Linked DNA regions of Homo sapiens: region 1 is linked to region 2. Evidence: chromatin loops called from intact Hi-C (ENCODE). Cell type or tissue: PC-3. All regions are shown on one strand. Links, peaks and the distances in the headings refer to the core of each region. The heading gives the core; the rest is flanking DNA. Region 1 has its middle 93 kb from the start of AP1S2. Region 2 has its middle 29 kb from the start of AP1S2.

Region 1 (12,535 bases), core at 2,121-10,120, 64 kb after region 2:
ATGAAGTTCAAGAGCTGAGATAATGAGTGTGTTAACCAGCAGAGTGGAAGAAGAATGCACCATGAAAACCTGTGTGCTGTGAGAAAGGTAAGAATAGCACATTTGATGAACTTGAAATAGGCCAATGGAGCTGGGTGCAAAGAGCAAGTGAGAACATGATTCAAGATGGGGCTGAAAGATAGACAGGGGCTGTAGAAAGAGACATCTCTTGTCCTAGTGAGTTGGTGTGAAGATGTAAGGCTTGGACCTGAGCTACCATTTTGCTACAATGAAGGGCCAGTCAAGGGACCAGTATGAAAGCACATGGTGCCAACACCATGGAATGCTGAGAAGATACCAGTGGAAACCAGGTCTGTGGTGGCACTGCATGAGCTGCAAGGTCAAATTTCATTATTTAATTACCAAGAAATAATATGGGGCCACTCAGTTGTGGTTTTTATCTGAATGAGTTTAAATTGGATTTTTTTGTCATTTGTAGTTAAAAATGTCTCCCTCAGATAGGGAGTCAGCCAAATTAAAATGGCAACCACTGTGTGCTTGATATGAGGTTTGTCATTTGGTTAGTAATTAATGAACATTTACTGAATCAAATGCTCATCTCCATCAGTGTGTGGATGTGTGGAATGCCTTCTATGTCTATTTCAATCCTACTCATCCTCAAAGTTCAGGTTAGCATCCCTACCTCCCAGGAGGTATCATTCTTTTTCAACTGCTTCTGCCCTTCTCGTTGGTCCATTAATAGTGTGACTCAATCTATGTGATCTTGCAATTTAATGATAGTGCTTCAACTTTTCTCCTTTGCATCTTTTCACATATTATTTCTTAAATTTTGGGATGCACATCAATCAACTGTGTACATGTTCAAAGGGCAGGTTTTCTCATATGCCACAGGTGCACATGTGCAGAAACACTGTATATAATGTACCACATAATATAGGTGCTCAGTGTATATTGATGGAGTTGAATTGAATTAAAAGCCCAGAAGGGATTTGGTGATTATCAGAAAAGCTTCCCCTATAAGGCTCTAAAAATGGGCACCTCCTTCAACTTGTCACCAGTGATCTCATAACTATGCTGAGTATCCAAGGTCAAGGGAACTGTATGCTTAAAAGGTAGCTAAAATTTTTGATGACCTTAGCTAAAACTAGTGAGAAACCCAATCTCGGTCCTCAAATTCTGCATAAATAAGAATCACAGTGTTAGGATTCCTTGAAGAATAATGAGATTTAACTCGCTCTTTATTCATTTTTCATTTCTGTGCAAGTGCTTTCATTTCCTTCACCTTTGAGCTCTGATCTTTTCCCACTGATTTTTGTTTTTTGTTCCAATGGGAAGCACCCTTGTCTAAAGGTAAGCAGTGATGCTTCTACCGAGGCCACACCTTTGTCTCAGCAACATGATGTTGATTTATTCCTCTCTCTCTCTCTGGTCCAAGCTGAACCCTGCCTTATTCACTCCTAACTCTTATACAGAGCTTTTCTCCTGTGCCTGCTACATAGAAAGACAGTCTTCCAGCTTCTTTACTAATCTTGTTTCTTTCATGCACACACGCGTGCATGCACGTGTGCATACAAACACAGTTGGCTTTTCTCAGTTCCATATGTGAAAATAGGCAAGTTTAACGAAATAAAGGAAAAGTTAAAAAATTTTAAGAACTCTTACAAGCCCTGGTAATAATGATTTATTTATTTATTTATTTATTTTTTTCAGAATGAGTCTCGCTCTGTCGCTGAGGCTGGGGTGCAGTGGTGCGATCTCGGCTCACTGCAACCTCCGCCTCCTGGGGTCAAGCGATTCTTCTACCTCAGCCTCCTGAGTAGCTGGGATTACAGGCACATGACACCATGCCCGGCTAATTTTTGTATTTTTAGTGGAGATGGGGTTTCACCATGCTGGCCAGGCTTGTCTCGACCTCCTGACCTCATGATCTACCTGCCTTGGCCACCCAAAGTGCTGGGATTACAGGCATGAGTCACCGCGCCCAGCCTAATAATGATCTTTTAAAAAAATAATAATAGTCTGTTTGATTGTCCCCTCTTTACCCTGTTGGTGATGATGGGATTCCTGCCCTAGGGTTAAGTGAATGACTGAACACACAACACCAAACACTGGACAGCTGAGATGGACAACAGTTTATCAGTTACACATACTCCCAGTCTGGGGGAGGAAGCTACCACATGTCATGTAGGGCTACATGAGTTATTCACAGAGTGAACAACCAGGTGCTGTGGGAGGCAGGGTTTGTAGTATCAAGAGGGTGAGGTGGTCCCTGGTTCCTGTGGGAGGATGTGATTGGTTCACTTGAATAGTTCTGCAGTCTGGCAGGGAGCTGAAACCCGTTACTCAGGGATAAGCAGCGACTGTGCTTAGTCTCTGTGATAAGGAGGGTTTTGGGCTAGGGGACCTTGTCTCTGGTAGCCTTTACACCACAGGATCTCTATTCTTGCTTAAAAGTCTAAGTGGGGCTAATCTAGTTCTTTCTGGCTCCTGGCTCATCTCATTGTTACTTTGGGAATAAGTCACCAAAATAATTTTGTTTCTTTTCACGTTTTGCATCTCCACTTTACCTCTGTCAACCTTCTGGGTTGGATTAGAGTATGTCAAAGGTTTTTTGATTTTGTGCTTGCCCTAAATTTGACTGATTAAGTAATAATTAAAATGGGTTCACTGTTTATACTCTTAATTTTGAAGCTCTTTACCTACTCTCTTAGGTCAGACTCCTTTGAAGCAGAGCCTGGAACAGGAAGTCAGGTGTTTAGGATGTATTGCAGAAAGAACTTGTAAAGGAGGGAGGAAGCAGGATAGGATAGGGCTGGTGGAAGCTGAACAAAGGAGTGTTTTCACTTCTTCAGAGAGAGGCTCTGGACTACAAACCACACCTTGGAGGTATCCCTGCCTTGAAGGGAGGGGTCTCCTTTGTGCCCCTGTATTAGTCAGTCATTGACTGTGGGCCATGGGGTGGGGTAACTTCCTGGGGGAGCTGGCTACCATCAGCCCAGGACAATTCTGCAGAGGAAGGCAGCTAGGAGACTGGTGCCCTTGCCTGGTAAATGGGATCTGGGCAGGGTGCCAGTTACATCTACTACCTATACTTCACCTTGTTTAACTTCTTCAACAACCCTAAAAGGCAGATATTCTTATTTTTCCCATTTTTCAGATGACAAAAGTGTGGCATAGAAAAAGCATGGCAAAAGTGAAGTCAGCATTCCAGCCCAGAGACACCTGTGCCTGTTTTAAAAGCATTACAGGGAAGCACACCTGATCATTCCAAAGTCTCTTCTAGCTCTTTATTTTATGCTTTTACTCTAATTCAATTCATGAAATATACATTGAACACTGAAACTGTGTAGAGTTGTCTTACAGGAGTGTTTTACAGACTAGCCTGTGTTACATTGTGTGCCTCTCCACCAGAGGCTTTGATGTTGAAAGACCCTTGGGCCCATTTCGTCCAACACTTCATATTACATAATTAACTATGCATACCTTTTCGGATTCAGTCTCAAACTATCTGATGAGTTTGTTCTTCTTAAATCATCCGTGAGAAGTATCTGCTCATAAAATATGTCTTTTAATGAGGAAATATGACAATGGATCTTCATTTAAGTCAGTAATTAAGGAATATCATGGATAGGATCATTATCTCAGCTTTCAGCATTTTTTTTTCCTCATGAGCATTTTTATCCTCAAGCAAATAGCTTGAATGAAAGGGGCAGATGATTAAAGATTTTCGGGATAAGACCAGACATTTTGCCTTCCCAAGTTTTTGGTGCAAAAGAGAAATGGCTGTGAACCATGGACCCTCTGTAAAAGATGGGAGATCCATCTTCTTACAATTTTACCTTCTTGCTTACAAAAATGGGATGGACATCCGTCACTGGTGATCCCTGGGGAGAAAGGGGAGATTGCTAGGTAGGTTGAGTTTTTGCCTAAGATTTTCTAAATTTCGATTTTATTTATTCATACATTACATAGTTTAAATTCAAAGTAGTATTATAGCAAAAAGTCTCCCTCTCTCATTCTGCAGGTACCCAGTTCCATTTCCCAAAGGCAACAATGTTCAGTTTCTTGATTATTTTATTTTTCAGAAATGTTTTATGAATATTCAAGCAAGTACATATAAATATTTCCCAAGGTTTTTGAAAATTCAGTGGTTAGGGTAGAAGCAGGAAAATTCATGATTAGTTTTCTAGGGCTGCTATAACAAACTAGATAGCTTAAAACAACAGAAATTTACTCCCTCCACAGTTCCGGAGGCCAGAAGTCCAAAATCAAGGTATCCACAGGGCCATGCTGTCTCTCAAGGCTCTAGAGAAGAAGCATTCCCTGCCACGTCCCAATTTCTGGTGATTGCCAGCAATCCTTAGCATTCTTTGGCTTGTAGGTGCATCACTCCAATCTCTGCCTCTGTTGTCGTATGGCATTCACCCTGGGTGTCTCTTGTTTCCAAATTTTCCTCTTACTATAAGGATATCGGTCCCTGCTCCAATCCAGTGTGACCTCATTTTAACTTGATTACGCCTGCAAAGACCCTATTTCCAAATAAGGTCACATTCACAGGTACTGGTGGTTAGGATTTGCACATATCTTTTTAGGGGACACAGTTCTACCCACTTCATTTCATAGTGTTATAATTTCAAAGCTTTAGGCTGGCTTCTTAGATAAGTAGAGTTCAGTTCGCCTTTGGAATACAGAATGGGGTTGAAGGTTCATTTGTTTTGGATAAAACAAATACCCAAACAGGTTTTTCCCTTTCCTAGACATGAAGCAAAGATCTACAGCAGAACATAGAGATTTCTGAGCCTCCAGTGACATCAAGTAACCAAACTGTGCTGGATGTATATGAAAGCAGTTATCCATGTAGTCAAAAGTGTTTAAATCAGTGGGGTTTTTCTCAACTTTTTTTGACTCCTGCCAATAGTAAGAAATACAGCATGACTCAAAACATACAAATATTTGAATATACATGTATGATAGATATAACTGAAACAAATGTTTGTTCTGTGAAATAATATGTACATTTATTATTTGAAATGAACTCTGATATATTCTATTCTACTCTTTTTCATTATTTTTTTTCTCAGCACCACTAATGGGTTGCCACCTGCAATGTGAATAACACTTCTGGGTGATGTTTCTTCCCTAAGAAGGGATTTATAGATTTCAATACCTACATGTTATTACTTGTTCTCATGGAGGTGTTTGTGGATGGCGGGAATGAAAGGGAGGACTAATCTTCACCTTCTCAAGGAGTGAAAGGTTGTGGGAATTGAGCTCAGCTAATCACCTTGGTTCAATATAGATTGGACTGTTGGTGCCATACATGCATATTACTCAATTTTTTGTCAGACTTGGAAAAATGTACTGATGTTGGGCTATTGTGTTCCAATGTCTTCTTGGGAATCTTAGCACCAAGATTGGGGAATGGGGGTCGTCAATCATCTTGGAAAATCCTCAAACTGAAACCCAATCTTTGGGTGATGTCTTTAAGGGAGAAATAGAAAGGTCTTCTGGCACCTCTGACTCCAGGGAAGAGACAGCTCCAGGACATTTTTACTGATGCAGTGGAAAAAAGGCGGAAAGGGGAAAGGAAAGGGGAAAGGAAAGGGGAAAGGAAAAGGGAAAGGAAAAGGGAAAGGAAAGGGGAAAGGCAGGCGGTGGGGGTAGGGGGGAGGCGGAGTGAAGAATACGGTGAACTCTTTCAACCAGTGCTGAGGCCAGGGAGAGGGGCAGAGGTGCTCTTCAGGGACTAGCTGTGAGCTCTGTTTTAGGTCACTGTAATGGATGTGCTTGATTACCATCCAGATCCCCTTTAAGGGGCCATGTCCCTTAGCTGCTATGAGTGTTGCCTGTTAACAGCTCATAGCTGCCTTTCTCTGGAGAATTGCCCTGGGCATAATAGAAGTCTCCTCATCTGGGATGCCATGTCATCCCATCCCCCCAGAGGCTGTGGTCAGTGACTAACACAGCAGTACAAAATGTTGGCCTCCTTGCCTTCAAAATGCTACTCTCCTCTGGTGCAATGTATACTTCAGAGTGCTCTGCAGGATCAGGTTGAAACTGAACTCCCAGTGACAGCCCATGATCGCTCACTTTCTTCCCCTGCCTCATCTTGCTCTCCTCACTACTCTTCTCCTGAGCATTCTCCCCTAATAAACCACAGGCACAAGAATTCTGAAACCCAACCCAAGACAGTTGTAAATTCTTCAATTTGTAGTTTTATTATTACTCATTATTCTTTTCTTTTTTTATTACCTATTATTACTTTCTTCTTATTTTTTATTACTGCAGGCAACAGCCTTGCATTTCAGTCTGGTAATTAAGGAGGATGAGCAGGATCATGCTTTGGGCAAAGCAATACAAGGGAATGAAGCAGGAATGCAAAGTGAGTCCCGGAGGAAGTGTAGCCAGCAGCAGGGTGGAGGGAAGGAGTGGCCTGGAACCAGGAGGGGATTGAGTCAGCAGGAAACAACCAAGGCAGATTGTGGGAGTAAGCCTTCCCCTTTGTTTGTGAAGAGGATTCACAACAAAGCCTGGACTCCTACTGATAAGTGAGATGGGACTTAAATCATTCTAACTTGGGGAGCAGGAGTAAATGGAACTTATCTTGTCTGCATAGGCTGTTGGCATATTAGTTTCCAATTTCTGCTGTAACAAATTATCACAAACTGAGTGGCTTAAAGCAACACAAATTTATTATCTTACAGTTCTGAAGGTCAGAAGTCCAAAATGGGTTTGCAGGGCTGCATTCCTTCTGGGTGCTCTGAAGGAGGATCCATTTCCTTGCCTTTTCCAGCTTCTACAGGCCATCTGCATTCCTTAGTCATTGGTTCCTTCCTCTGTCTTTAAAGCCAGCAGAGCAGCATCTTCCCATCTCTCTCTGTTCCTCTACCTCTGTCATCACATCTCCTTCTCTCTGACTATGACTCCTCTTGTGTCGCTTTTACAAGGACCCTTGTGAATACATTGGGCATACACAGGTAATCCAGGATAATCTCTCCATCTCAACATCCTTTATTTAATAACATCAACAAAATTCCTTTTGCCATGTAAGGTCACATATTCACAGGTTCTCAATGTTAGGTCATGGGCATCTTTCCAGGACTGGGTGGGGCATTACTCTGCCTCTCACAGTCGGGGAGGCCCGGGCACAAAAGTTATACTTGCAGCTGGGCATGGTGGCACATGCCTGTGATCCCAGCACTTTGGGAGGCTGAGATGGGAGGATTGCTTGATTCCAGGAGTTTGAGACCAGCCTGGTCAACGTAGTGAGACCCCGCCCATCCCTATTTTTTAAAAACTTATACTTACCTTTCAAGATATGGCTTCATGTTCAATGCCTAGAATTGGTTTTCCTGAGTTAACAATGGCTAATTATCTAAAGACTGGTCTTGCAATACTATCTGCACCAACTTCCCACTCTTTTAATGTAAGATTTAGTCTCTGCCAGGGCTTGGATCTGGACCAAAGTAGACCTTGCTGCCATTTCCAAGGCTATGGTTCAGTGTCACACAGGCCCTGAGAGTACAGGAGCTATGTGACATGGCTGTGCCTATCCACGGGCACGGCTTTCTTCTGGATGATTTGACAAGGGCAGAACTGTGAGCTGACTCTTTTTGGCCATTAAGAGTGTCTATGTATATTCGGCTGATAATTTATAGCCACTGATGAAGCAGGGGGAGTTAGAAAAAAAATCACCATCAGCCCCACATCAGTCTCACTCTCAATCTCTCTCTTTTCCCCTGATTTGTCACATATTACACTTCTTTATACTTTTTTTCAACATCAAAATCAGGTTCAGGGCTCCATACATAGTTTATATTCCATGCAAATGAATCCCAGAACGACTGTTTACTAAGACACTAAGATAAGGTGGCATATGCTTTCTTTCTCTGTTAAATAAAAATTACTTTATGGAAAGCAATTCATGATTAATGTCAGCCAAAGGAGGAATGGTGTCAGACAGTACTGTCATTTGATATTGGTAATTTTCCCTTTGCCTTCCTCAAATTACTGTCAAAGATCACTGAGAGTGAAGTTAGTTAGACATTATTTTGCCCAGTAAAGTATGTCTGGCTGAACAATTTCCTGTTTCCTATGTGTGCATTGCTGTCCTGATGTGAAAGAAATTATTGAACCTTCAGCAAGGGCTGTATGGTGTCTTCTGTTCCTCATACCTTGAGTTCATGCTTTTGAGTACTCCCTGTCATGAATGTCCTTGGCCTTCTTTCTCTTTCCCTCTATCCTGTTCAGGATTTCCATCCACTGTATTCCTTATGTTCTTCATTCATTCTAATGCCTCTTAACTGAACAGGAGCCTGGCCACCACATGGATGGTTTGGCAAGAGCTAAAGCTGGAAAGCTAGGCTGCTCTACTTTTAAGATAGAGTATCTCAAAAAATTATCTGAAGGTTTTGAGTTGCTTGCCATCTAATTTCTAAAACCCACTAGCTATTTTCTTGGAATAACATTGGTTTGAGCCACATGCTGTTTCTGACAATTCATTATGCCTAATGTAATGCAGAAAAGGAGATATTGATTAAAGGTCAGATTCAGGCACATTGCCTAGTCACTTTCTGCAGTCCAAGATGTGGAACCATGAACTTGATGAATTCTGGGTATCACTGATATGCTTCAAGAAACCAAGAGGCTGCTTGAAAGATATTTTTTCAGTCTTCAATCTTTCTTGCTAGCTGACTGTGACAATTTCGTACAGGGCAAGAATATCCTTCCTTAATATGTTTCTCTCAATTCCAAAGAATATAAATGAGTTGATGATTAGGGCTATGAAGCATACAGGAGTCCATATCAGTCTAATAAGTTTCTGAGATTTGAGCTATTTATTTTGCCAGCTCAATATTTTCCCAATGCCAGGAAGAAATTTAGCAGTATTAGAAGCCCAATGATATTCTTTACTTGGGCATCACTGTGGAAAAGACTGGGTACGATCCAATCTGCAGCCAACTTGTTTTAAGTAATAATAATAAAAAAAGGAAATAAAAAGACACTTTACTTCAGCAAGAAGCCATAATGTACCATCAGGGGAAATAAGCAAAATTATTTCGGAACTTGACCAAGCTTTGTGACAAGGATTTTAAAAAGCACTAGACAGAGGATTTTATGGGTTCATTTGAATTGATTGAACATTTATTTAAGACAGTAATAGGTATGAGACAAATAGAAAATCCTTTCTCCATTTAGAACCATTGGCCTAAGGGAAACATTTTTATTGATAAACCATACATCAAAATGCAAGGTTATTAGTTTCATTTTTTAAAAACAGAGATAATCAGTACATTACTCAATAGATTTTTTTTACAATTTTAAAACATTTTATTATGAAAATTTCAAACATACACAATATTAGTTAGAACAGTGTAATAAATCCCCATGTATCCATCACCAGCATCAACAACAATCATCATTTTGCCAATCTTTCAACTTCTTTTAAAAATAAGAAATATGTGACTCACCTATTCAATTTCTTACCTAGTCATTTCTATTTCTTATGGACTTTAAGACATCTCATCTTAATATCAATAGATTTTCTTACCTTTAACTTCTCTGAGAAAACAGGGTATTCAGTTTGAGATCTGCCATTTTCCCCTCTCTCTACTTCAAAATGTATTCTTTATCTCAGAATTATACTCTATTTCTTCCATCTTCTCCTTTTATTTTGTCTTATTGTAGAGAAATAAAGTTTCTCTTTGTGAAGTTAAACGTCTGCCTGACTATTTGGTGACATCCATCTCCTCCAGAATTGTGTCCTATTAATTTTCTCTCCTCAATTTTCTATCTTTAGTCTTCCTCTTGGCTCCTTTATCTCTGCCAGTAAACTCATTCAGATATTCTCCAGACTCAAATGGCAGGGCTACTGGGAATATCTTCGAATTTTTTTTTTTTAATTTTCAATTTTTTCTAGAGATGGGGGTCTTACTATGTTGCCCAGGTTGTTCTTAAACTCCTGGCCTCAAGTGATCCTCTCACCTTGGAAAATCTCTTGAATTAATTATTCTCACAAAGTAGCTCTGACTTAAGCCTTCTCTTTCGTGGTTATTCTTTTTTCCACTCATACTTTAACTGTGGGAAAATCCTTGATTTTTCTTTTTCTTTTTCCTCTAGCCAGCCCCTAAGAATCCACATGACTTCATTGACTTTGTACTTGCCGCAAAATGAGGGGTTGTATTTTCCAAAGATGGTCACAATAATGTCCCTTGTCCCACAAGTTCTTCTTCTAAAGTGACCTTGACACTCCTCCCATTGGGTTATGGGGTCTATGTCGCTTTTCCTTGAACTAGGTGAACCTTTGTGACTGCCTTGACCATTAAAGTATGGCAAAAGTGACACTATGTGACTTCTGAGATAGGTCATAAACATCCCATACACTTGGCCATGCTCTCTTTTTTTGTTTGTTTTTGTTTTTGTTTTTTTTACAGAGTTCAGTATCTGCTGAACCTCTTACTCTCCTGGAGCCCAGCCACCATGCTGTGAAGAAGCTCAAACTAGTCCACATGGAGAGACCACATGGAAAGATGGAGAAGCCATGTGTAAGTGTTCCAGCCAACAGTCAGCCTCAACTACCAGACATGTGAATGAGGAAGCCTTCAAGACGACTCTAGTCTTTGAGTCACCCCCAGACTTGGAAACTTTTCAGCTGAGGCCCCAGATATTGTAGAGCAGAGACAAGTCTTCCCCATAGTGTACCATTCAAATTTCTAGCCTACATAATCTGTGAGCATAATAAATGGCTATTTTCAGCAATGTTTTTGGGTGGTTTGTCACCCAGCAGCAGCCCTGGAATACCTAGCTTTCCCTTCCTCACTGTGCCAGCTCTAGTTCACACGTACATCCTCTTGGCCTAGTTTCCGGGCTAGTCTCCTGGCCTTAAGGATCTCTCCAATGGATGCAATGCTGCCTCCATGTCTCACCTGAATAGAGTGTTCTCCTGTTTTTAAAATACTTTCCTGTCACCTTTTTCATTTGGTTCTCAACACCAAGGAGGTGGCAGAGCAGGTACTACAAGAGCCATTTTGCAGATGAGGAACTGAGATTTGAGTAAAGGGAGGTTTAACTAACTTTCAAAGTAGCTTGTAGAACTGGGACTAGAACTACAAGAGGAGATTTACTATAGAATGTAGAATTTCTAAAACTCATTTTTCTCATAGAATCCTTTCTGGAAACACCTATTGGCCTTGAAGGACAATGGTTTCCCAAGGAACATAATTTGGGAAATACCTTATAGTCCAATTCCCTCTTTTTTTTTTTTTTTTGATGGAGTCTCTCTCTGTTTCCAGGCTGGAGTACAGTGGCGCGATCTGGGCTCACTGCAACCTCCACCTCCTGGGTTCAAGCCATTCTCCCGCCTCAGCCTCCTGAGTAGCTGGACTACAGGCACGCGCCACCATGCGTGGCTAATTTTTGTATTTTTAGTAGAGACGGGGTTTCACCATGTTGGCCAGGCTGGTCTTGAACTCCTGACCTCAGGAGATCTGCCCGCCTTGGCCTCCCAAAGTGCAGGGATTACAGGCGTGAGCCACTGTGCCCGGCCTCCTCTTTTTTTTTTTTTTTTTAGGTTAATAGATAAGGCTTGAGAGACTCCATTTCCAGAGATAATTAAATCATGTAAAAGATACAAAAAGGGAGAGAAACTGGAGGGCAGAGGTGTTCTGTCAAGTCTTTCTAGTTTGTTCTATGTGGTGAGAATTTTTATATGCTTGTACCTCTATAATATTTCTATCAGACAAGAAAGCTCCACTCTTGGTGTCCCAGATGAGATGAGAGAAGGAAAAATGTAATTGGAGATGTCAGTGCTCTTTTAGCCATAGACCACGGGGAGCACACTTGATTAAACAAGTCCAGTTTATTACTCATTACAGGGAACCATCGGTTGTCTAAGTAAGAGGGTATTAGGAAGAACATACTATAGGAGGGTCTAAGGAAGCAGGAGTGTGGTCCAGATTGGATGTTGACAGAAAGGGTAATTCTGTGACTGGGTATTTTGTGTGTGACACATTGACCTTTTTGTTTGTGCTTAAACAAAATTAGGAAGTGGCATTATTTTGTTTCATTGTATCATGGTCTCAGGGTAAACTTGTCTGAGGCTGGTGGTCTGTGAGTTTATGTCCAAAGGGAGAACAAAAATGGCCTGGCTTTAAGCATCAGATGAGTTCGTAAAAAATATTGAAGTTTAGTTGTGAATGTCAGATTAGTTTTGGACAGCAGAGGCTACTATTTTCTTTCTGAGAGGTCACTGCAGATACATGTGTGAATATATATATCTATATATATATACACACACGAACACACATATATATATACACACACACATACATGCACACAAAATAGAGACAGAGTCTCACTCTGTTGCCCAGACTGGAGTGAAGTAGTGTAGTAGCTCACTACAGCCTTGAACTCCTGGGTCTCAAGTGATCCTCCTGCGTCAGTCTCCCAAGTAACAGGGACTACAGGTGTGTGCCACCATGCCTCCCAATTTATTTTTTTTCATTTTTTGCAGAGACAGTGTCTCTGTATTTTGCCC
Region 2 (12,535 bases), core at 1,482-9,481:
CCTCTTTCTTCTATTTTAAAGAACCCTTGTGATGACATCAGGCTCACCCAGTAATTGGGGACAATCTCCCTGTCTTCAAGTCAGCTGATTAGCAGCTTTAACTCCTCTTTGCTGTGTAAGGTAACTGTATTAGTCAATTTTCATGCTGTTAATAAAGACATAACCACGACTGGGTAATTTACAAAGGAAAGAGGTTTAATTGACTCACAGTTCAGCATGGCTGGTGAGGCCTCAGGAAACTTACAATCATGGCAGAAGAGGAAGCAAACACATCCTTCTTTACATGGTGATATGGTTTGGCTGTGTCCCCAACCAAATCTCATCTTGAATTGTAGCTCCCATAATTCCCATGTGTTGTGGGAGGGACCCAGTGGGAGATAAATGAATCATGAGGCAGTTTTCCCCATACTGTTCTTGTGGTAGTGAATGAGTCTCATGACATCTGATGATTTTATAAGGGGAAACCCCTTTCACTTGGTTCTCATTCTCTCTCTTGTCTGCTGTCATCTAAGATGTGCCTTTCGCCTTCCACCATGATTGTGAGGCCTCCCCAGCCACATGGAACTGTGCGTCCTTTAAACCTCTTTTCTTAATAAATTACCCAATCTCAGGTATGTCTTTATCAGCAGCATGAAAATGGACTAATAGACGTGGTGGCAGCAAGGAGAAGTGCAGAGCAAAGGTGGGGTAGCCCCTTATAAAACCATCAGATCTTGTAAGAACTCACTCACTGCCATGAGAATAGCAGCATGGGGGTAACTGCCCACAAGATTCAATTACCTCTCACCAGGTCCCTCCCATGACACGTGGGCATTATGGGAACTACAATTCAAGATGAGATTTGGGTGGGGACATAGCCAAACCATATCATTCTGCCCTTGGCCCCTCCCAAATCTCATGTACTCACATTTCAAAACACAATCATGCCTTTCCACAATCCTCCAAAGTCTTAACTCATTCCAGTATTAACCCAAAAGTCCAAGTTCAAAGTCTCATCTGAGACAAGGCAAGTCCATTCTGCCTATGATCCTGTAAAATCAAAACAAGTTAGTTATTTCCTCAATACAATGGGGGTACAGGCATTGGGTAAATAACTCGTTCCAAATGGGAGAAATTGGCCAACATAAAGGGGTACAGGCCCCATGCAAGTCTGAAATCCAGCAGGGGAATCAAATCTTGAAGCTTTGAAATGATCTCCTTTGACTCCATGTCTCACATCCAGGTCATGCTGATGCAAGAGGTGGGTTCCCATGGTCTTGGGCACCTCCACCCTTCTGGCTTTGCAGGGTACAGTCTCCCTCCTGGCTTCTTTCACAGGCTGGCCTTGAGTGTCTGTGGCTTTTCCAGGCGCACAATGCAAGCTGTTGGTGGATCTACCATTCTGAGGTCTGGAGGATGGTGGCCCTCTTTTCACAGCTCCACTAGGCAATGTTCCAGTGGGGACTCTGTGTGGGGTCTCTCACCCTACATTTCCCTTTTGCACTGGCCTAACAGAGGTTCTCCATGAAGGCCCTGCCCTTGCAGAAAACTTCTGCCTGGACATCCAGGCATTTCCATACATCCTCTGAAATCTAGGTGGAAGTTCCCAAACCTCAATTCTTGACTTCCATGCACCCACAGGCCCAATACCACATGGAAGCTGCCAAGGCTCGGGGCTTGCACCCTCTGAAGCCATGGCCCAAGCTGTACCGTGGCCCTTTTTAGCCACAGCTGCAGAGGCTGGGACACAGAGCACCAAGTCCATAGGCTGCACACAGCAAGAAGGTCCTGGACCTGGCCCAGGAAACCAATTTTCCCTCCTAGGTCTCCAGGGCTGTCATGGGAGGGGCTGCTGTGAAGGTCTCTGACCTTGAAATGTTTTCAATTTTTCCTAATTGTCTTGGTGATTAACATTTGGCTCCTCATTCCTTATGCAAATTTATGCAGTCAGCTTGAATTTCTCATCAGAAAACAGATTTTTCTTTTCCATCACATCTTCAAGCTGCAGATTTTCTGAACTTTTATGCTCTGCTTCCCTTTTAAACATAAGTTTCAATTCCAAACCATATCTTGGTAAATGAATAAAACTGAATGCTTTTAAGAGCACCCAAGTCATATCTTAAACACTTTGCTGCTTCAAAATTTTTTCCACCAGATACCCTAAATCATCTCTCTTAAGGTTCCACAGATCTCTAGGGCAGGGGCAAAATGCTGCCAGTCTCTTTGTTAAAGCATAGCAAGAATCACCTTTGGTCCACTTCCCAATAAGTTCATCATCTCCATGTGAGACCACCTTGCCCTGGACCTTATTGTTCATATCACTGTCAGCATTTTGGTCAAAACCATTCAACAAGTCTCTAGGAACTTCCAAACTTTCCCATATTTTCCTATCTTCTTCTGAGCCTTCCAAACTGTTCCAACTTCTGCCGGTTACCCAGTTCCAAAGTCACTTCCACATTTTCAGGTATCTTTATAGCAGCACCCCAATACCCAGTACCAATTTACTGTATTAGTCTGTTCTCATGCTGCTAATAAAGACATACCCAAGACTGGGTTCTGTTCTCATGCTGCTAATAAAGACATACCCAAGGCTGGGTAATTTATAAAGGAAAGAGGTTTAATTGACTCACAGTTTGCAGGGCTAGGGAGGCCTCAGGAAACTTACGAATGTGGCGGAAGGGAAAGCAATCATGTCCTTCTTCACATGGCAGCAGCAAGAAGCAGAACGAAGTTGGGGGAGGGGGAAGCCCCTTATAAAACCATCAGCTCTTTCGAGAACTCACTCACTATCATGAGAACAGCAGCATGGGGGTAAGTGCCCCCAAGATTCAATTACCTCCCTCTGGGTACCTCCATGACATGTGGGGATTATGGGAACTACAATTCAAGATGAAATTTAGGTGGGGACACAGCCACATCATATCAGTAACATATTCACAGGTTCTAGGGATTAGGACAGACATAGGCATCTTTGGTGGGGGGCATTAATCTGCTTACCACATCTTTGTCATCTTTAGGACTTGAAAGGCTCTCCAAACTTCTGAGGAGTTGCTCAGCATTCTTACCTGGAAAGGAATGAAATTATGGACATCTTTATTGTCTGACATTTTTCTTTCATTGCAAATAGCTTGCTCCAGGGCTTCTGCAGTCTTTGGGCATAAGCCTTGTGACCACCTAGTCACTGGTCATTCCAACTCAGCCAGGTGACTTGTCAACAACAACCCCAGGGAAGACATATCCCACCCCCAAGTGAACCCTTCTGTCTTTGGAAAACACAGAAACACCTATAGCATTAGGTCAAGTGGTATTTGCCCCACATTGAGTGCCAGCTATTACATCCTGGGGCAAGGACAAATACTATACACAGCACATAATGCAGGGGTAAAGCAGATTGGCTGAGGAAGCTTAGAGGTATAGTGTCAATGAAATATATGGCAGACAATGTCATACATACTTGTGCCACCCCTCCCCCTACCTAAACTCTTCTCTTTCTATACATAAGTGTTTTGAGGCTGGGTATGGTTGGAAGCACCAAGGCTTGGCTCCAGGAGAAGGACTCTGCACCCCAGTACTGATACAGAAGTTGGGAGAGGGTAAAGGACACCTGACTGGGAATGTGTCATTAGGTATTAGAAGGACATGGGTTAATGGGTAATGGAATGGCCTTGCCTAGGTGAGGATCATCCTAATGCTGTATGTGAGCCATCTGAAATTTGCATATAGCAACCACGACTCTTGGCTGAAAATCTTGCAGTCATTTCTAGGAGACAGCCTGTTGCTAGGCTCCCTGAGGAGAGGCACAGGGTGGTCCAGCAGACCGCCCATTTTTTTTGAGATGGCAAACTGATCAAATTTTCAGATGACACTAGAATGAAAGGAATACCAATTTGAGAATCAGGATTTGAAAGATTGCAGCAAGCCAGAAAGATGAATAAAACCTAACCAGATGACATTTATTTGTGATTTCTTTCTTTTTTCTTTTCTCTTTTCTTTTGCAAGTGTGTCTGAATACCTCAACAGCATTAAGTTCAGAGTATGTAAGATGGGTCACCTGTGGAAAAAACTCTGAGGTTTTCTAGGCCAGTTGAAATACTAATATACGCATGAATTGGAGATTAATTTTAAGGATTTGGTTCTTCCTTCAAAGAGTAACAAAGAACTAGAAAAAATAAGCATCTGCTTAAGAAAAATCAACATGAAAATTGCTACTAATGCTCTTAACAAGAGCTCAGAGGCTACCCCACTAGTAATAAAGCACGGAATGCAATAAAAGTGCTTGGATTTATTTCCAACATCCTTAACAGATGAATGCTAAAATTTGAGCAATATGTCTTCTTCTAAATCAGCAAACTCAAAAGCCACTGGTTACCAAACATTTTGCTTGATGTACTGATATCTCTCCTCCACTCGTAGGAGCAGATTTTGCTAAGAACTCTACCTGCCAACCTGTCCCCCGACCCCCATGCCGTATGTAATTCAATTAATGATTGTAAGAAAGAGTTCGGGGTGAATCCATAGAGTCAAGTGAAAGCAACTTTATTAAGAAAGTAAAGGAATAAAAGAATGGCTACTCCATAGTCAGAGCAGCAGTATGGGCTGCTCTACTGAGTATACTTACAATTATTTCTTGATTATATGCTAAACAAGGGGTGAATTATTCATGAGTTTTCCAGGAAAGGGGTGGAGATTTCCCAGAACTGAGGGTCCTGTGGAGTCCTAATTAAGGAGAGGGAGTTGGGCTGGCAGGACCAAGGGAAAGCAAAAAGAGAAAGCAGATAAGCTATAAGTCTGCATTTCTTCATGGTCCCAGACATGTAGCCCTCCTGTGCCCAACTTGTCACCAGACACCTGCAAGTTAGCTCACTGCAACCTTGGTGTTATCAGTAGTGCACAAAGCCCTCTTCAGTACACAGCACAGTACCATTCTGTAAAATCCCCAGCAAGCCTTAGTCTCTTTGTAGTCAGCTCCTCTCTTGCTGTCTTCCTGTTGCCACCTTGCAACGTATTTTCCTACTTTCTTTAACAAATCTGCCTTTCTTTACGTACAACTGTCTTGGTAAATTCTTCTTACCCCAGCACCACCAGCTCCAGGTAGTTGCTGCTCACTTGCAACAGATACCTCCCCTTTTTAGACCATAGAGGGTAATTTTGAATGTTGCCATGGCATTTGTAAACTGTCATGGTACCCGTGGGAGTGTCTTTTAGCATGCTAACGTATTACTATTGGCATACAATGAACAGTGAGGATGACTAGAGGTCACTTTCATCACCATTTTAGTTTTTGTGGGTTTTGGCCAGCTTCTTTACCACATCCTGTTTTATCAGCGGGGTCTTTATGACCTGTGTCTTGTGATACCAGTCCTGCCCACTTCCTACTTCATCCTGTGACTAAGAAGGTCTGACCTCCAGAGAATGCAGCCCAGTAGGTCACAGCCTTATTTTACCCAGCCCCTATTCAAGATGGAGTTGCTCTGGTTTGATTGCCTCTGACAGTATCATGAGTATTTTGAATTAAAGGTCCTTAAAGGTCAACAGACACTGGAAGACTTTCCCCTAAAACCAGACAGACTCTCCAAGGAGAACAATTGTTTTTTCTTCCCCTACCTGTTATCTCATTATCTATTGCAAAAAATAAGACTGAAGATTTAACTACACCTGAACTAACCCTTTCGCAAGATATCCGAAGAGAATCATTTACAAGTTAATCTCCGATCCCCATCCATTCATTCTTCCTAGTAATCATTTATTGCCCCTCAACAGAATTACCTATACTCCCCATCTCCCTCCTCCCCTCTGAAAAAAAAAAAAAAAACACAACTAAATAAGTATCAGGGCCCAATGGGGATATTTGGTGTAATCACTCTGTGATTCTCCCCTGTACCTGTTAATGCATTTGTATGCCTTCTCTCCTATTAAATAAATTTGTATGCCTTCTCTGCCTTTTGTGAGTAGATTTTTCAGTGAACCTTCAGAGGGCAAAGGGGAAGTTTTCCCTTTGCCCCTATAACTGTTCCAACCAAGTCAGAAACTACATTATTTTAGAGTCACAAATTTTTTAAAACTTCAAAATCTATCAAAATGCTAATATAATATTTTTCATCTTCAATATCATGAGAGCACCAAAGAACAAGCCAATTTCTTTTTAAAATATTTATGAAAAAGTAAATTATAGAATTCTATTCAATTTTTAACTATGTATAATATTTATGAGTCCACAAATTGCAAATGAAAAATATGAAAAAGGTAATAAAAGTGATTTGTTTCCAACAGGGAAACATGCATTCGAAAATTTGAATCTGCTCTTGCAAAGTCTTATTCATCACATTTCCCCTGGGTGCCTAAATTGTTAGCATCATATTGATAGATTTTCAGTTAAAGAATGCCTCCTAAGGATTGAATTTTCACAACTGAGTTTAATTTTGACAGTTTTAGCTGATATCCAAGAATCTAATTCTTAGCCAGACACAGAAAAAAATCTGCTTAAAATGACCCAGGAATATTTGTACAACCTGTCCAGTTCCAATATCCACCATTTATATCATTTGCATGACTTCAACTTAAATCTTTTGGCTTGTACTGTTCCTTCAACATGCAAACAGCAGGAGGAGAAAGGGAGCTGATAAATAATACATCCAAACATATTATAATTTCCAAGTGTTGAAAGGAAATTCATCTAAACGTTACAGCAGGTATAATTTAAAAGTAATATTTTGTGTTTGAAAACACAAACAAGTATTCTGTGTAATGTGGTAGTGTTTGAATGTAAGTTCTGAATATTTAAAACTTTTCAAAAACACAAATTCATATTTCAAAAACCTATTTCTATCCTAGCAAAGAGGAAAACAGGGTTCTTTCTAAAATCCAGGGTAAAATTATTTAAGTGCTATATCTGGAGAATATGACATTTTCATGAGCGACACACATAACATTTAAGTCAGTATGAGGCTATTGGATGATTCTAAAATAAGTAAGCTGAGTCTCAGACAGTACTCAGGTAGGAAACACCAAAGTTGCCTTCTCAATTAATCTCAGTCCTATTCATTTCAAACCTGTTTTTTCTCTTCAAGTTTCTTGCAGACTAGAATGTTGGTATTTTGTTTTGTTTTAATTTTTGTAGGGACAGAGTCTCCCTATGTTGCTCAGGCTGGTCTTGAACTCCTGGCTTCAAGTGATCCTCCCACCTTAGCCTCTGGAGTAGCTGAGATTACACCTTGCCAGGCCAGAATGTTGGTGTTTGATAAGTTACCAAAAGTAAGCATAGATGAGGGCAATACTCCTAATAAAAATAGATTTTTGGAGTGCTGAATAACAAATAATCACCTCTTTTAGTTATAAACCTGCCTCGAAAAAGATATGAATGTATTTGAAGTTTTGTCCCAAATATATATATATAATTACATGTAAATTTATTTATAGATACATTTACATTCTACCCTTTTGCAATCTATTTTTAAGCCTGCAGTAGTAATTCGTATCATGACCTGGAACACTACTACAGTTTTAACTAACATGAACATCCCCATAGCATTATTATTATCAGGAATGAAAAAATGGCAGATTATAGACCAAGCCCAACTCACTAATCTCCCCATCCCTACACAGGATGTCCTGGTATAAGTGGACTGATGGCTAAAACAGGAATTGTTAGTGTTTTCTAGAAATGAGGAATATATTGAGAACATCAAATATGCATTCACTGGCAAATCCATCCTCTTTTTGAGGGGGGAGTCCACTGATTTCCAGTGTCTTTTATTCTACATACTTGCTTTCTTCTCTCTCTCTGTTTTTTTAAAGAGATGGGGTCTTGCTATGTTGCGCAGGCTGAAGTGCAGTGGCTATTCACAGGCACAACCATAGTGCACTACAGCTTCGAACTCCTGGGCTCAAGCTGAGAGTACAGGCATGGGCCACTGTCCTTGACTCTGCTTCCTTCTCCTCAAATTTCTTCAAGTGGCCCCAAATTACCACCTCTTCAGTTTGCAGGCCCTTCTGTTAAGTGAGTCTAGAAGGGGTGGCCACAAGGAATGTTTCAGATGTTGCTTCTGTATCTGGCCTGTCTCCTCCCTCAGTCATGAATTAGGATCAGCACTATTTCCTGTTTTTCCCTCAGAAGCAATTTGTCCCTTTTCACTGTCACACCCTACCAGGAAACATCCAGCTTTGCACCCCACTTCGTCAGAGAAATGAAATTGTGTGGTTTAATTAAGGCCAGGGCCAATGGATTAAGAGAAAAAAATTCTGGAAGATCAAGGCTCATTATGCAGCCTTGATATACACACACACATATATATACACACACATATATATAATTATGTAGCTCATTATATATAGTTATATATACACACACATATATATACACACATATATATAATTATGTAGCTCATTATATATAGTTATAGTGCAGACATTTTATTTTCTTGAAAAGTAAATATAAAAGTAAAAAAATCTATATATTATTATATATGTTTATTATATATATTTATAGCTTTTCTCTTCTTTTCCTTTTTTTAAAAATTTTTATTTATTTATTTATTTATTTTTTTGAGACGGAGTCTCGCTCTGTCGCCCAGGCTGGAGTGCATTGGCACGATCTCAGCTCACTGCAACCTCTGCCTCCCAGGTTCAAGCGATTCTCCTGCCTCAGCCTCCTGAGTAGCTGGGGCTATAGGCACGTGCCACTACTGCCTGTCTAATTTTTGTATTTTTAGTAGAGACAAGGTTTCACCATGTTGGCCAGGCTGGTCTGGAACTCCTGACCTCAGGTGATCCACCCGCCTCAGCCTCCCAAAGTGCTGGGATTATAGGTGTGAGCCACTGCACCCGTCCAGCTTTTATTTTCCTGAAAGGTAAATACAAAAGTATAAGTACAATTAAATTAAATATAAAACTAAAAGAACCCTAACTACATGGTTAATATAGTACCCTCCTATGTAAACGTAAAACTTCTAATCTTATTTTTAAAGAGGTGCTTTTAAATTCCTTAAAATATGAGTAATAGAAATCCAACCAGCAGTAAAAGGTTTCAAACCGTAGAGAAAAAAGATTGCAATTGTACTAAGAAGGAGACCTACTTCCTGTGAAGGAACGTGCAAGGTGGCCAGCCCTGACTCTCAGATGGGACAATAATAGCTTCAATCAAATTCTTCTACTGCAGGATTATCCATTTCGTTAGGGATTTGGATTCCGAGAGAACCGTGCATTTTTGCTCATTCTTATTCTCAAAATAATAATATCCTTTCCTTGAGCCAGTCAATTTTATTTAAAGTTCCCTATAGCTAAGACTGCTATAAGCTATAATATCTAGCAGAGTCTTTTGTATGTTGCAAAGAAATGTCAAAGTATATTACTTTTTATGGTGCAACTCCCATAATCTCCCCCTTTCTATCTCACTTTTATTTAAATTGTAGCAGGACAGAAAAAAAATGTTGAATTTCTCTATTACCCCTAGCCTATGACCCATGTCAAATTATTTTTATCTCAGTGAAAAATGTTTCCACAACACATATTTTTAATATATAATTTTACATAATGAAGTACGAATGACTATTCACGGTAAAACTTGAAAAAAAAAAGCATTGATGTTGCATTAATTGCTTAAGCATCCTCCGTATAAACAATAGAATTATTTCTAATATTTGCTTGAATACACCATTTTTCTTGTGAAGAACCCACTAATGGAGTCAGCCAAGTACATGCATACAGGGAAAAATTAATCTATGCCTGTCTTTATTATGATAATGGTATGCTTTTCTCTCAAGAAATTAAAGCCCATTGCATCCATCCTGAAACCCCCTTGTAATGGTGTTAGAAGATGTTATCCTTCATTAGTTATCAAAATGATAGTGTTTGTGAAAGTAAGCGATAAAGTACTATTCATATTTAAATTGGTGTCTTTGTTAGCTTAATGCTTATTTATATCTGAAGTCAAAATGAGACACCTGGAGGTTGTCCTAGTTTGGTTCCCCTCAGTATCCTTAGATACTGAGACTAGGATTTGGATACAGGGAGTAACCAGGGGAGGTGATCTCAGGCAGCCTAGTGAGGGACTGGGGAGCATTACACAGGCGAGGGAAGAAGTCACCAAAAAAGGGTGAATTACTGAGTAACTGTAACTGTAGAGAAAGGCAGCTCAGGAGAACCAGCCTGCTAATTGTCTCACTGAGGACAACGAAGCTGAGGTATTTAGCCACTGACTTCGGTCCTTCATTTGGTTAAGGGCTGCCCCTGGCGTTGATAAATCCCTGGCACTTCCTGGACACCCAGAGCACAGGCTAAGCCAGCTCTGAAGGTGCTAGAGAAAGCTGTTGGGCAGAGATGCAGAGAGACAAGGTCGGCTGCTTGAGGTGAGGAGCATCTGCAGGGCTCCCACGGTAGCTGCAAGTGGAATCCAGGGTCAAGGGCATGTAGGGCAGGGCATTTGTGGTGGGTGCTAAGAAGTCAGCCACCATGTACAGCTCAGAAGCAAAGCCAAGAGCAGACTTCTGGGATCTGATTTGTGCAGTCTATCTCGGGCCCAGGTCTAACATAAGCAGTTTGCACGAGTGCAAACTGTTTGCCCAGGATGCTGGGTGAAATTACCTTGAGTTCCTCTAATACTGTGTGTTGGTGCCACAATTTGCTATTTTTAGATGTCAGGATTGAAGTGCTGTTCAGCCTCTGCTATGTTTTATGAAATTTATTGATACGGCTTGAGAGGCAGCACATCCTAGTATGATTTGTTCTAACCTTGGGTTTTCATTAGAATCATCCAAAAGTCTTTGAAGGAAAATTCTAATGCCTGGGTCACATTCATTTAAAGTAGGATCTCTAGGAGTGGGGCCAAAGTCTTGGTTGTGTGTGTTTTAACCCTTCAGATGGTTCTTATGTGCAGCCATTACTGAAATGGCTGCACATAAGAATGAAGATAACAAAGAAAGCATAGCTTTGGAACAACCTTGAAATCAGATGGCCTTGAGTGTAGATTTCCAACTTTCTATGAGTAGCATACGTTCTCTGGGGCTCAGTTTCCTTATTTGTAAAGCAGGGATACTATATCTAGGTCACAGACTTATTTGAGAATTAAATGAATGCCAAAAAAAGTTACTCTCGTGCCAGGCACACAGCTGGTGCCTAATAAATGTCAGCTCTCACCTTCCCAGCATCGGCCAACTTGCTCAGAAAAGTGCTACTGTGTCTCTGTATTTTGGAAAATGAAAATTAAGTTTTCACATGTAGATGGAAAGGATGGAGCTGTAAGAACAAATGGAGGAGGGCAGGATAGGATTGTTACTCTGGTAGGAGTTAATGAAAGAGAACAAGAGAAAAAACAACTAGTTGAAAATGAAAACAAGAAAACCACTAACTGGATGAAATACAATTGGGCAAAGGCTTCATCTGGAATGAATTTAGGTTGGCATGACAGTCAGTCACCGTCAGGGATTAGTGGATACTGTGAAGTCAGGCTTTACCCTCATGGAGTATCTATATGGAGTTTAGGTCCCAATGGAAATACCTTCAAGTGCAGGTAAAATATTTACAGGGAGCTTTTACAACACTCTGTGTTAGGCTAAGTACCCTCCTCTGGGTTTATTAGACTACCTTTCAATTAGCATTTAATATTATATTTAAAGTAACTATGTATTGACTAGTAGATCGTGAGTTTCTTTTGGGAAGAACTGTGTTTATTCATCAACAATATGTCTGGTACACAAGTAGAAGTTCATCAATTATCAACCTAAGCCAAAACAGAGGCTGGGTCATTGTGGTAGACCTTGAGGTTGCCTCTGCCAGCAAGTGGTGGCCTTAATCCCTTCCTCTTCATTTTATGAATGCTAAATTTGTCCAATTAGAGGAGATTTCAGGGGAAACAAAATTCTACACCCATTTTGCTTCCATAAAGAATGTGAGTCCTACTGTTAGGGTGGCTTTTGTCAAAAAGATAAGAGATAGCAAGTGTTGGTGAGGGTGTGGAGAAAAAGAGACCCTTGTACACTGTTGGTGGGAATGTAGATTGGTACAGCCACTGTGGAAAACAGTATGGAGATTCCTAAAGAAATTAAAACTATAACTACCATATGACCCAGTGAACTCTCTTCTGGGCATATGCTCAAAGGAAATGAAATCAGCACCTTGTAAAGATATCTGCACTCCCATGTTTATTCCAGCATTATTCCCAATAGCCAAGATATGGAAACAACCTCAGTGTCCATCAACAGATGACTGGATAAAGAAAATGTGGTATATATATACAATGGAGTATTATTCAGCCTTATAAAAGGAGATTCTGCCATTTTCCACAACACGGATGAACCCAGAGGACATTATGCTAAGTGCAGTAAGCTATGCTCAGAAAGAAAAATATCACACGATCTCACTTATATGTAGAATCTTTTTTTTTTTTTTAAAAAGAGGAATTCATAGAAACAGAGTAGAAGAGTGGTTACCACATGTGGGGGAAATGAGAAGATGTAGGTTAAAAAGTACACAGTTACAGTTATGTAGGATAAATAGGTCTAGAGATTTAATGTACAACATGAGGACTATAGTTAATAACCTTGTATTGTGTACTGGAAATTTG

The links. Hi-C counts contacts between places; a loop is a spot of excess contacts. Peaks named below come from ENCODE experiments on the same cell type or tissue, not always from the same donor. Only the 100,000 strongest peaks of a DNase experiment are listed, where the experiment ranks them.
Region 1: a loop joins it to region 2, with 4 times the contacts of the local background. A loop is called at or near these places in 2 of 110 quality-filtered maps.

What each region holds. Positions count from the first base shown.
Region 1 is chrX:15,941,383-15,953,917 of GRCh38, forward strand. No RefSeq gene overlaps it. Among named protein-coding and RNA genes, the nearest start is that of AP1S2, 93 kb to the left of the region's middle. RefSeq lists a silencer at 1,652-1,859. In PC-3, for the core only: no CTCF peak of the experiment used is centred there; DNase peaks (open chromatin) are centred at 5,919 and 6,439; H3K27ac peaks cover 1,029 bases.
Region 2 is chrX:15,878,015-15,890,549 of GRCh38, forward strand. No RefSeq gene overlaps it. Among named protein-coding and RNA genes, the nearest start is that of AP1S2, 29 kb to the left of the region's middle. In PC-3, for the core only: no CTCF peak of the experiment used is centred there; a DNase peak (open chromatin) is centred at 5,297.